Linked DNA regions of Homo sapiens: region 2 is linked to region 1. The links are chromatin loops, found by intact Hi-C in ENCODE. Cell type or tissue: natural killer cell. All regions are shown on one strand. Links, peaks and the distances in the headings refer to the core of each region. The heading gives the core; the rest is flanking DNA. Region 1 has its middle 190 kb from the start of RAP1GDS1. Region 2 has its middle 47 kb from the start of TSPAN5-DT.

What was found. A loop is a pair of places that touch in the nucleus more often than their neighbours do. Peaks named below come from ENCODE experiments on the same cell type or tissue, not always from the same donor. Only the 100,000 strongest peaks of a DNase experiment are listed, where the experiment ranks them.
Region 2: it touches region 1 in a loop (4-fold over the local background); 2 of 110 quality-filtered maps call a loop at or near these places.

The regions. Positions count from the first base shown.
Region 1 is chr4:98,444,862-98,450,243 of GRCh38, reverse strand. No RefSeq gene overlaps it. Among named protein-coding and RNA genes, the nearest start is that of RAP1GDS1, 190 kb to the right of the region's middle. In natural killer cell, for the core only: no CTCF peak of the experiment used is centred there; DNase peaks (open chromatin) are centred at 1,133, 2,403, 2,973 and 3,403; H3K4me3 peaks cover 1,139 bases; H3K27ac peaks cover 2,313 bases.
Region 2 is chr4:98,703,366-98,708,747 of GRCh38, reverse strand. No RefSeq gene overlaps it. Among named protein-coding and RNA genes, the nearest start is that of TSPAN5-DT, 47 kb to the right of the region's middle. In natural killer cell, for the core only: no CTCF peak of the experiment used is centred there; a DNase peak (open chromatin) is centred at 2,407; H3K4me3 peaks cover 469 bases; H3K27ac peaks cover 2,254 bases.

The DNA.
Region 1 (5,382 bases), core at 324-5,323:
GCCATCAGCATGAGGGTTCTCAGCATAGGGCCGCTACTCCAGCTTATTGATGCTCCTGTGGACCCAGGCTCTTTGTACCTTTCTGTTCCACTGTCCTTAAGGTACAGGCCTTCATCCTCAGGTTTCTACCTAATCGTTGCTGAAGGGCTGCATATTTGAGGCAAGAAGGAGGGGAAAAAAAGGAAAAGGTGAAGGGACAAAACAGCATTTGCCCAGCAGGTCTTTTCCTTTCTATTTACTAAAGGATGCCATATCTGGGGATTTCTATGGAACTGTAGCACTAGCTTGGAAAGCTGGAAAATGGGACTATTTGAAGCTTGACGTACTAGTCTCTGAACAAAATCGGGGTTCTGTTAATAAGGAGAGCTGGATATTGAAGAAATAATTCATATTTGCCACAAAGACATTTTTTGAACACTTATTGATACTATATTCTTTTTTCAAATATGGTAGGGATGTAAGAGTTCTGGCATGTTTTTGGCTATGGGTTGGCCATCCAGAGCAAACGCAAGGTTTGGCAACTATTCCTCTGCCATTGCCATGCTCTAGCTCCCGGTCTATGTAACCCTTGTTAGCTTAAGGCAAGGAGAATTATCTGGTCTTTCTTTGAGCCCACTGGGGCTTACTCACTCTGGGGTATATAGGGAACATGCTGTTCTTCGGTACATGCTGTCGTTGAAACATTTAGGAGCAGAATGTTTCTTTTCACTGGAATCTTGGCTGGAATGGAGCAGAACTTCTAATTATATGAGTCCTTTAAAATGAGGAGGCTCATTTCTGTGGGGTTGGCTATAAAGAGGAAATTGTGGTTGATCAGGTTAGCCTGGGAGGTTGGCAGGTAGAGTCTGTGTTAGGAATTCTCCAAAGGGAGGCCTCCAAAAGCAGAGCGCAATAAGCCTGGGTGAGCAGGCTTCCATATTATATAAGATCCCCTGACTCATGGGATAAAGATGATGATGAAGATGTCTTTGGCCTGAGGAGAAGGGCTATATTCCTGATCCAGCTAAGGGACTTTCTAAATCCCTGCAGTCCCACAAGCTGCTGCCAGCCCTGTGAGAGGAGAGGGAACAGGAGGGCCAGCACCAGCTCCCTCCTATCAGCAGGATGTGGTGAGTGCAGGCTTGGGCATGGCTTGCAGCTGTTTTCATGTTCCTGCCACTTGTCAGACTGCAGCTGTCACTGACTCTCAGGATGGCAAGTCTTCTCTGGGGGACTAAAGGCAGTGCAAGTTTGCACAGGTCATATAAATGACCTTGGGTCAAATATTTGGATCTTCCTTAAACATGGCCTTTCCCATAGTGCTGTTCTCTGTCCCTAAAAATCCATTTCCCTTTCTCCTGCTCTGGAAGCAGACAGCCTCCATCCACAGGGTCACAGATGCATAGGCTTCCAGGGGCTATGCAGTTTAGGTGAATGGCCAGGTGGGGATCTAATCCAGTAGAGAGACATATCCTGTCCAAAGGGGGCCCCACCCACATGCTCTTCTCCTGAAATGTAGAGTCCCTGGTTTCCAGATCTCCTCATTTTAAAAGAAAAGCCAGAGAAATGGATTTTTATGCAAAATCACTTACATTTTAAATGTTTAAAGCTATTCATTTTTTCTCCTTTTCTTCTTCCTTTTTTTTTTTTTTAAAAAATACCAGGCCGGACGCGGTGACTCACGCCTGTAATCCCAGCACTTTGGGAGGCTGAGGCGGGCGGATCACAAGGTCAGGAGATTGAGACCATCCTGGCTAACACGGTGAAACCATGTCTCTACTAAAAATACAAAAAATTAGCTGGGCGTGGTGGCGGGCACCTGTAGTCCCAGCTACTCAGGAGGCTGAGGCAGGAGAATGGCGTGAACCCGGGAAGCAGAGCTTGCAGCAAGCTGAGATGGCACCACTGCACTCCAGCCTGGGTGACAGAACAAGACTCCATCTCAAAACAAAACAAAACAAAAAACAACAACCATGTGGCCCAAACAACATGTGTGAGGGCCCCTAGTTTGTTTGCCATCCCTAGTCTATAGAGGAAGAAACAGATTGGCCAGGTGATAGAATCATGAAGAGCATGAAGAGTGTTTAATGATGACTCTTGTGGAAGAAGAGGCCCTCCACTCCTTCCCTCCCCTCTCCATGTGAGTGGTGCCTGGAGAGTGTTGATCAGCTTGGAAGAAATCAGAGTGGTGGTTCACAGGTTTGTTTAGAGGCGCAAATATGTTGCTAGCAGTTGATGGCAGTGCTAAGAGGTGATTAGACTCCAATCAGCTAAACATCAGTTCCATAGGTACTTGTAGGTATGCTCTATACCTCTTCTGATACACTCTGAACGCACTCTGATACATTTGGTAATGGGGCGGTGGTAGATGTTGCGTGGGTGTAAGTGATGTAACGCTTGGATGCCCAGGAGGAGGTGCTGTTGTGGGTTCCCTCGGGAGAGTGGGGAGGGCTTGGTTGGAGCAGAGTGTTCAAGAGGTGATGAAAAGTAAGGGTGTATCAGGAAGGGTTGCACAGAGGCTGGGCAGGGCAGCTCTGCCTCACTGAGAAATTTGATCAGGATCTCTGAGGAAGAAAGGATTGGGGCTTTGATTTAAGAATTAGGGGCAGAAAATAGAGGGACTGGCAAGTCAGATAGTTTTTAATTGAGGAACTACCCTAGCATCTGAAAACACACACAACCTAGCATTTGGGGTTTGTTTTTTAAAAGTCAGAATATATCTTGAATGTCTAGATGCAGGAAAAGGTTAAGATTCTGGTACAGCCATATAATTAAAGAACATGGGGGTATGGTGGCTCATGCCTATAATTCCAGCACTTTGGGAGGATCGCTTGAGTCTGGAAATTCAAGGCTAGCCTGGGCAACAAAGCAAGACTTCATCTCTGCAACATTTAAAAAAAAAAATAGCCGGGCATAGTAGTGATGCCTGTGGTCCCAGCTACTAGGGAAGCTGAGGTGTATCAGTTGAGCCCAGCAGGTTGCGGCTGTGGTGAGTCAAGATTGCGCCACTGCACTCCAGCCTGTGCAAGACCTCATCTCAAAACCACAAAGAACACAACAAAGAACAAAAAATAGGCAGCCATTAAAAAAGAGGTTTATAAAAACTTGAGTTGTTAGTAACATGAGAAATTCTTAAGTGGGGGGAAAAAAGGATATAGCTACACATGGCACAATGCTTCAACCATGTAAATACACCCTGGGCAACTGCTGTGGGCAAGCATGCCAGAAGGTCATTCTGAAACTTTGCATCAGACATTAGGCACAGGTATAACAAAGCATGCTTTCTATGAACTAACTGTCAGATCATATTATAACACAAATGCGAGGCCGTTCTCTCATTAACAGGAAATGAATTTTTGTCAGATGGTTTTCTCAGGTCAGTGAACATCTTGTTCTCACTTGTTGTGGCTTAGGGGAAGTCACTGTGTTTCACAATCACGATAGGGTAACAAGAGGACAAGAAATAGGCGAGTGGGAAGCAAAGGAATTAATAGTTATTACTTTGGGATATGATGAATCTACATGGACACTCTGCTGTGTTACTTCCTCTAACTTCTGCTGGGTACTAGGGGATGAGGCTGTGTGGGTGAAAAGAGCAGAATATGATTCATTAACACCTCTTCTACTTTTCTTACCTACACAAAAAAGGAAGTCATGGTAGGAGAAGCATGGTAGAGAGTGGGTTGCATTCTGGAAACTTGAGAAAAGGGAGGGTGGGGCAACGGAACTGTCTACCTACCGATAGTTGGCTTTAGCCGAAATTAGGAACTATTTTGGGTTCCTCCAAAGATGGGTCTGAAGTCAAAGCTCCTCTGGTTAATATTTCCTCACATCATCTTAGAATTGGATTCAATCATCCCTTCCTTCCTAAGTTCTAAGTGTTTTAGGTATCTGTCTGACATGCCTATGCTAGACATCAAGGAACTAAGCACCAAGATGCTGAGCAGAACCTCCCTGAAGGGAGGTCAAGGTCAGAGGTGCTGACCTTCTCTGGTCCTCCTGCTAGTGGACCAGAGAAGACCACCAGACCAAGAGAGCAAAGGTCAGAAGAACCGCAGGCAGCAGTACCTACCTGGCTTGTTTTGTTTGATAATTTGGTTCCAATATATAAAAATGAATTGTCATCATATTAAGTTCCTGTCTAGTGTTATAAATAGGAGACAGATGTGTATTGTCCATTTTCAAAGTGTTAGGGAGAATCTCTGTGGCTACAGCTAAAAAGCTCAATTTCATTAAAAATTTTATTTTTATTTTGGGACAGACTCTCACTCTGTCATCCAGGTTGGAGTGCAGTGGCACGATCTCGGCTCACTGCAACCTCTGCTTTCCAGGTTCAAGGGATTCTCCTGTCCCAGCCTCCTAAGTAGCTGGGATTACAGGTGTGCACCCTGATGCCTGGTTAATTTTTGTATTTTTAGTGGAGACAGGGTTTCACCATGTTGACCAGGCTGGTCTTGAACTCCTGACCTCAAGTGACCTACACGCCTCAGCCTCCCAAAGTGTTGGGATTACAGGTGTGAGCCATTTTGTTTCTACATTACAAACTATTAATAGGCATACTGTCTGCTGTTTGGGGGTTGTTTTTTGAATCCTTTTAGTTGGGAATCCTGCAGCAGTGAGAGAGGAGTATATAGGTTAGGCCCTAAGATATCACAATTCCATCTCACCTTGTCTTGAACGTCTAAAAGTTCAATTGTCATGAAAATCCTAAGGGAAGTAGGGATTATTAAACTTGTCATATTGAGAAATCAGGCCCAAAGAGTTTAAGTAACTTGGCTATGGTCACACAGCTAGTATGTAACAGACCCAGGATATGACTATAGATTAGACAGCATCCAAAGACCACACTCTTTGCACTGTATCACCCTTTTAAAGTACATAACTTGAGTCAGACACACCTATAAAACATACGCCTGTAATCCCAACACTTTGGGAGGCCGAGGCGGGTGGATCACTTGAGGTCAGGAGTTCAAGACCAGCCTGGTCAACATGGTAAAACCCTGTCTCCACTAAAAATACAAAAATTAACCAGGCGTCAGAGCACATGCCTGTAATCCCAGCTACTTGGGAGGCTGGGACAGGAGAATCACTTGAACCTGGAAAGCGGAGGTTGCAGTGAGCAAGATCGTGCCACTGCACTCCAGCCTGGACGACAGAGTGAAGTTACATGGCATATTATTTATATGTATATAGGCAAAGTTAGAGATCACACCTGTGAAAAAAGACCTCAGTTTTCCTGGCTACAGCTATAAAGATTCATCCCAAATATTATTACATGCTTTTTAATAGACACTTGTGTAATACAAATGTTATAGCGTCCTAATGTTAAGTGGCTTTTAAGCTTACTGATTCCAGTAACAGCTGGATACAAAGGGTAATGCTCACCTAAATGTCTTAATGTCT
Region 2 (5,382 bases), core at 111-5,110, 260 kb before region 1:
TTATTTATTTGGAAGGCATACAATGTATAAAGGTATAATTTTGTGACATCAGTAAGAAACAGGTGGGGACAAAGATATAAAAGAGCAGAGTTTTGTATATTATTGAAGTTAAGCTGGTATAAATTCAGATTAGAATCCTAGAATTTTAGGCTATTAAATGTGATCCCTATAGTAACCATAAAACATAGGTATAGAATAGAATATGTGCAAAAGTAAATAAGAAATAAATGTCTACATTTTACTATTAAAAAATCAAACACAAAAGATGACAGTACTGCAGGAAATGAAGGACAAAAAAACTATAAGGCATATAAAAAACAAATATCAAAATGCTATAAGTCCTTCTTTATCAATAATTACTTAAATATAGATGGATTAAATGATCCAGTCGAAAGACAAAGATTGGCAGAATGGATAAAAATGCATGATCCAAATATGCGCTGTTTATAAGAGATTCACTTTAAATCCAAAGATAGAAATAGGTTTAACATAAAAGGACGGAAAAAGATATTCCATGAAAATAGTAACCAAAAGGTGGCTTTACTAATATCAGAAAAAATAGACTTTATATCAAAGAAGGTTATAAGAACAAAGAAGGACATTATACGTTAATAAATGGTTTGATACAGCAGGAAGATAATTATAGACATTTACATACTTAATAACAGACCATCAAATATAGGAAGCAAAAACTGACAGAATTGAAGGGAGAAATAGACAGAATAACTCAATGATATAGGTGCAATTATTCACATTTCAGAAATAGGAAAACTGTGGCTTAGAAAGAAAGACAAAGTCATTTGCCCAAAGTTGTGCAGCTAGTAAATGATGAAGCCAGGGTTTGGATTCAAGAATTTTGATTCTTGAATGTAGACTTAATTACTTAATTACTATAGTGTATCTCTTCCTTGAAAGAAAAAAAAAGTACAATTTTTGCTTTATTCCCCTAAAGTTTCAGTATTTTGTGCTCAAAAGTCTTGTCACCTCGATTTTTTTAAGAACCATCTTGTGGACTTCTATGAGCCTGAAAAGTTGTCTCAAAGTCCTTTAATTATGAAAAATCCATGTTTGAGGATGCAATTCTGTGACTCTCTTCAACAAGGTTCTTTGACTTAGCTATCTTGTTTTATTTAACTAAACATCTCCAATGTAATACTCTGCTTCAGCTTCTCCTAAATGTCCCATAAACTGTGATAATCATTAGGGCAGAAGCAGGAAGAAAACTCATGATCTTAAGATTATTTTCTTTGTAACATGTGATGAATCAGACTTGCAAAGTTCAAAGCACAAAAACTCCTAATGAATGCTAATTCTGTGGAAGATGTGCATATCACTCTCTTTCAAAAACAAAACTTTTTTTAGGTGTTCTGTTTGTGGCAGATTTTCCAAGTTTAGACTTGTATTCTCATTCTTCATCACTATGTGGATAGAACCCAATTATTAGGTCATAAATACAGTGAGAATCTAATATCTATCAATGACATGCAACAAGTCATTTAATTCTTTGTGTCTAGGATGGTTAATTTCAGGTGTCAATTTGACTGGATTCAGGGACATGCAGATAACTTCTGATGAAGCATTGTTTCTAGATATGTCTGTGAGGGTGTTCCAGAAGAGACTGGCATTTGAATAACTGGACTAGGAAGATCCCTCCTCACCCAGTGCAGGCCCATACCATCCAGTTGACTGAGGGCCTGACAGAACAAAAAGGCAGAAGAAAGGCAAATTTGCTCACTCTCTCTTCTGGAACTGGGACACCCATCTTCTCCTGCCCTTGGACATCAGAACTCCCGGGCCTTTGGACTCCAGGACTTGCACCAGATACTCCCCAATTTTCAAGCTGTCAGCTTAGGACTGAGAGTTACACCGTTGGCTCCCCTGGTCCTCAGGCCCTTGGATTTGGACTGAGCCATGCTACCATCTTCCCTTGTTCTTCAGCTTGCAGACAGGATATTGTGGGACTTCTCAGCCTCCATAATCAAGTGAACCAATTCCCGAAGTAAATCCCTTCTGATATATCTATATCTCTGTCTATCTATCTGTTTATCTATCTCGCTCTCTCTCTATCTATATTCTATTGGCTCTATTTCTTTAGAGAACTATGACTAATACAGGTTCTGAGTGCTTTCACTTTTAAAATGAAGTTTGGTATAAGGCCACCTTCAAACCTATTCTCTACCCTTTCCCTTCTACTCAATGTTCTGGGGTCCTATGGACTACATCAACAGGTTTTCTTGCCCTCTGACTTCCAGTCGGGTTCATCCAATGGGAGGCATCAGCAACAGAAGACCAGAAGAAGGTACACTTACTTGACCAGATACCTCCTTGTTAGCAGTAAATGCACAGCAACATTTCTCTACCAAAGATCGCTGCATCTTGTACAACCACAGCTCTTCAAGTTCCAATGACCACTTCCTCCCCTTCCCCTCAAACAGTAGTAGTGGCTTCCTGCCTATCTTAACCTTATCTTCACCCTGACTGATACAGAAGATATGAGTTTAAGTAAACTCTAGAGTTTACCTTTTTGATATGTCCTAGAAAGGTATTCTCTGCTGGGAGATCACATTATTATAATGCTTAGCCAATAAATGATACTCTGAGAAGAGCCAGTATGTATAAATGAGAGGACACCAGACTGGGAGGCAGGAGATCAACAGGGCTACTAAGTAGTTAGATAACTTTCTTCCTGATATGGTTTGGCTGTGTCCGCACCCAAATCTCATCTTGAATTATAGTTCCCATAATCCCCAGGTGTCATGAGAAGGACCTGGTACGTAATTGAATCATGGGTGTATTAGTCCATTTTCACACTGCTGATAAAGACATACCTGAGACTGGGCAATTTACAAAAGAAAGAGGTTTAATTGGACTTACAGTTCCACATGGCTGGAGAAGCCTCACAATCATGGTGGAAGGCAAGGAGGAGCAAGTCACATCTTACATGGATGGGCAGCAGGCAAAGACAGAATGAGGATGACGCAAAAGCAGAAACCCCTTATAAAGCCATCAGCTCTCATGTGACTTATTCACTACCACAAGAACAGTGTGGGTGAAACTTCTGCCATGATTAAATTATCTCCAACTGGGTCCCTCTCACAACACATCGAAATTATGGGAGTATAATTCAAGATGAGATTTGGGTGGGGACACACAGCCAAAACATATCATTCCACCCCTTACCCCTCTCAAATCTCATGTCCTTACATTTCAAAACCAATCATGGCCTCCCAATAGTCCCCCAAAGTCTTAACTTATTTCAGCATTAACTCAAAAGGCCACAGTCCAACATCTTATCTGAGACAAGGCAAGTCTCTTCTGCCTATGAGTCTGTAAAATCGAAAGTAAGGTAGTTATTTCCTAGATACAATGGAGATACAGACATTGGGTAAATACAACAGTTCCAAATGGGAGAAATTGGCCAAAACAAAGGGGTTACAGGGCCCATGCAAGTCCAAAATTCAATAGGACAATCAAATTTTAAAGCTCCAAAATGATCTCCTTTGACTCCAGGTCTTACATCCAGGTCATGTTGATGCAAGAGGTGGTTTCCCATGGTCTTGGGCAGCTCCATCCTTGTGTTTTCAGGGTACAGCCTCCCTACCCAAGCTGCTTTCATGGGCTGGAATTGAGTGTCTGCAGCTTTCCCAGGGACATGGTGCAGCTGTAGGTGGATCTACCATTCTGGGGTCTGGAAGATGGTGGTCCTCTTCTCACAGCTCCACTAGGTGGTGCCCCTGCAGGGACTCTGTGTGGGAGCTCCAACCCCACATTTCCCTTCTGCACTGCCCTAGCAGAGGTTCTCCAGGAGAGCCCCATCCCTGCGGTAAACTTCTGCCTGGACATCCAGGCATTTCCATACATCCTCTGAAATCTAGGTGGAGGTTCCCAAACCTCAATTATTGACTTCTGTGCACCCACAGGCTCAACACCATGCGGAAGCTGACAACGCTTGTGGCTTGCACCCTCTGAAGCCATGGTCCAAGCTCTACATTGGCCCCTTTCAGCCATGGCTAGAGTGGCTAGGACACAGGGAACCAAGTGTCTAGACTGCATACAGCCCAGGAATCCTGGGCCCTGCCCACAAAACCATTTTTTCCTTCTATACCTCTGGGTCTGTGATGGGAGAGACTGCCACAAAAGTCTCTGACATGCCCTGGAGACATTTTCCCCATTGTCTCGGTGATTAACATTTGGCTCCTCATTACTTATGCAAATATCTGCAGGCAGCTTGAATTTTTCCTCATAAAATGGGATTTTCTTTTCTATCACATTGTCAGGCTGCAAATTTTCCAAACTTTTATACTCTGCTTCCCTTTTAAAACTGAATGCCTTTAACAGTACCCAAGTCACCTCTTGAATGCTTTGCTGCTTAGAAATGTCTTCTGCCAAATACCCTAAATCATGTCTCTCAAGTTTAAAGTTTCACAAATCTCTAGGGCAGGGGCAAAATACCACCAGTCTTTTTGCTAAAATGTAAGTAAACAAGAGTCACCTTTGCTCCAGTTCCCAACAAGTTCCTCATCTCCATTTGAGACCACCTCAGCCTGGATTTCATTGTCCATATCATCAGTATTTTTTGTCAAAGCCATTAAATAAGTCTCTGGGAAGTTCCAAACTTTCCCACATTTTCCTGTCTTCTTCCGAGCCCTCCAAAATGTTCTGACCTCTGCCTGTTACCCAGTGCCAAAATTGCTTCCACATTTTTGGGTATCTTTTCAGCAATGCCCCACTCTATTGGTACCAATTTACTGTATTAGTTGATTTTCATGCTGTTGATAAAGACATACCTGAGACTGGGCAATTTACAAAAGAAAGGATTAATTAGACTTACAGTTCCACATGGCTGGGAAAACCTCACAATCATGGCAGAAGGCAGGGAGGAGCAAGTCTCATTTTACATGGATGGCAGCAGGCAAACACAGTGAGGAAGACGCAAAAGAGGAAACCCCTGAAGAAACCATCAGATCTCATGAGACTTATTCACTACCTGAGAACAGTATGGGGGAAACTTCCCCATGATTAAGTTACCTCCCACCAGGTCCCTCCCACAACACATGGGAATTATGTAAGTAAAATTCAAGATGAGATTTGGGTGGGGACACAGAGTCAAACCATATCAATGGGGGTGATTTCCCCCATGCTATTCCTGTGATAGTAAGTTCTCACGAGATATGAGACAGGTTTTATAAGAGGATTCCCCCTTCACTGTGCACTCATTCTTCTCTATCCTGCTGCCATGTGAGAAAGGATGTGTTTGCTTCCCCTTCTTCCATGATTGTAAGTTTCCTGAGGCCTCCCCAACCATGCTGAACTATGAGATAATTAAACCTCTTTCCTTTGTAAATTACCCAGTCTCAGGCAGTTCTTTATAGCAGTGTGAGA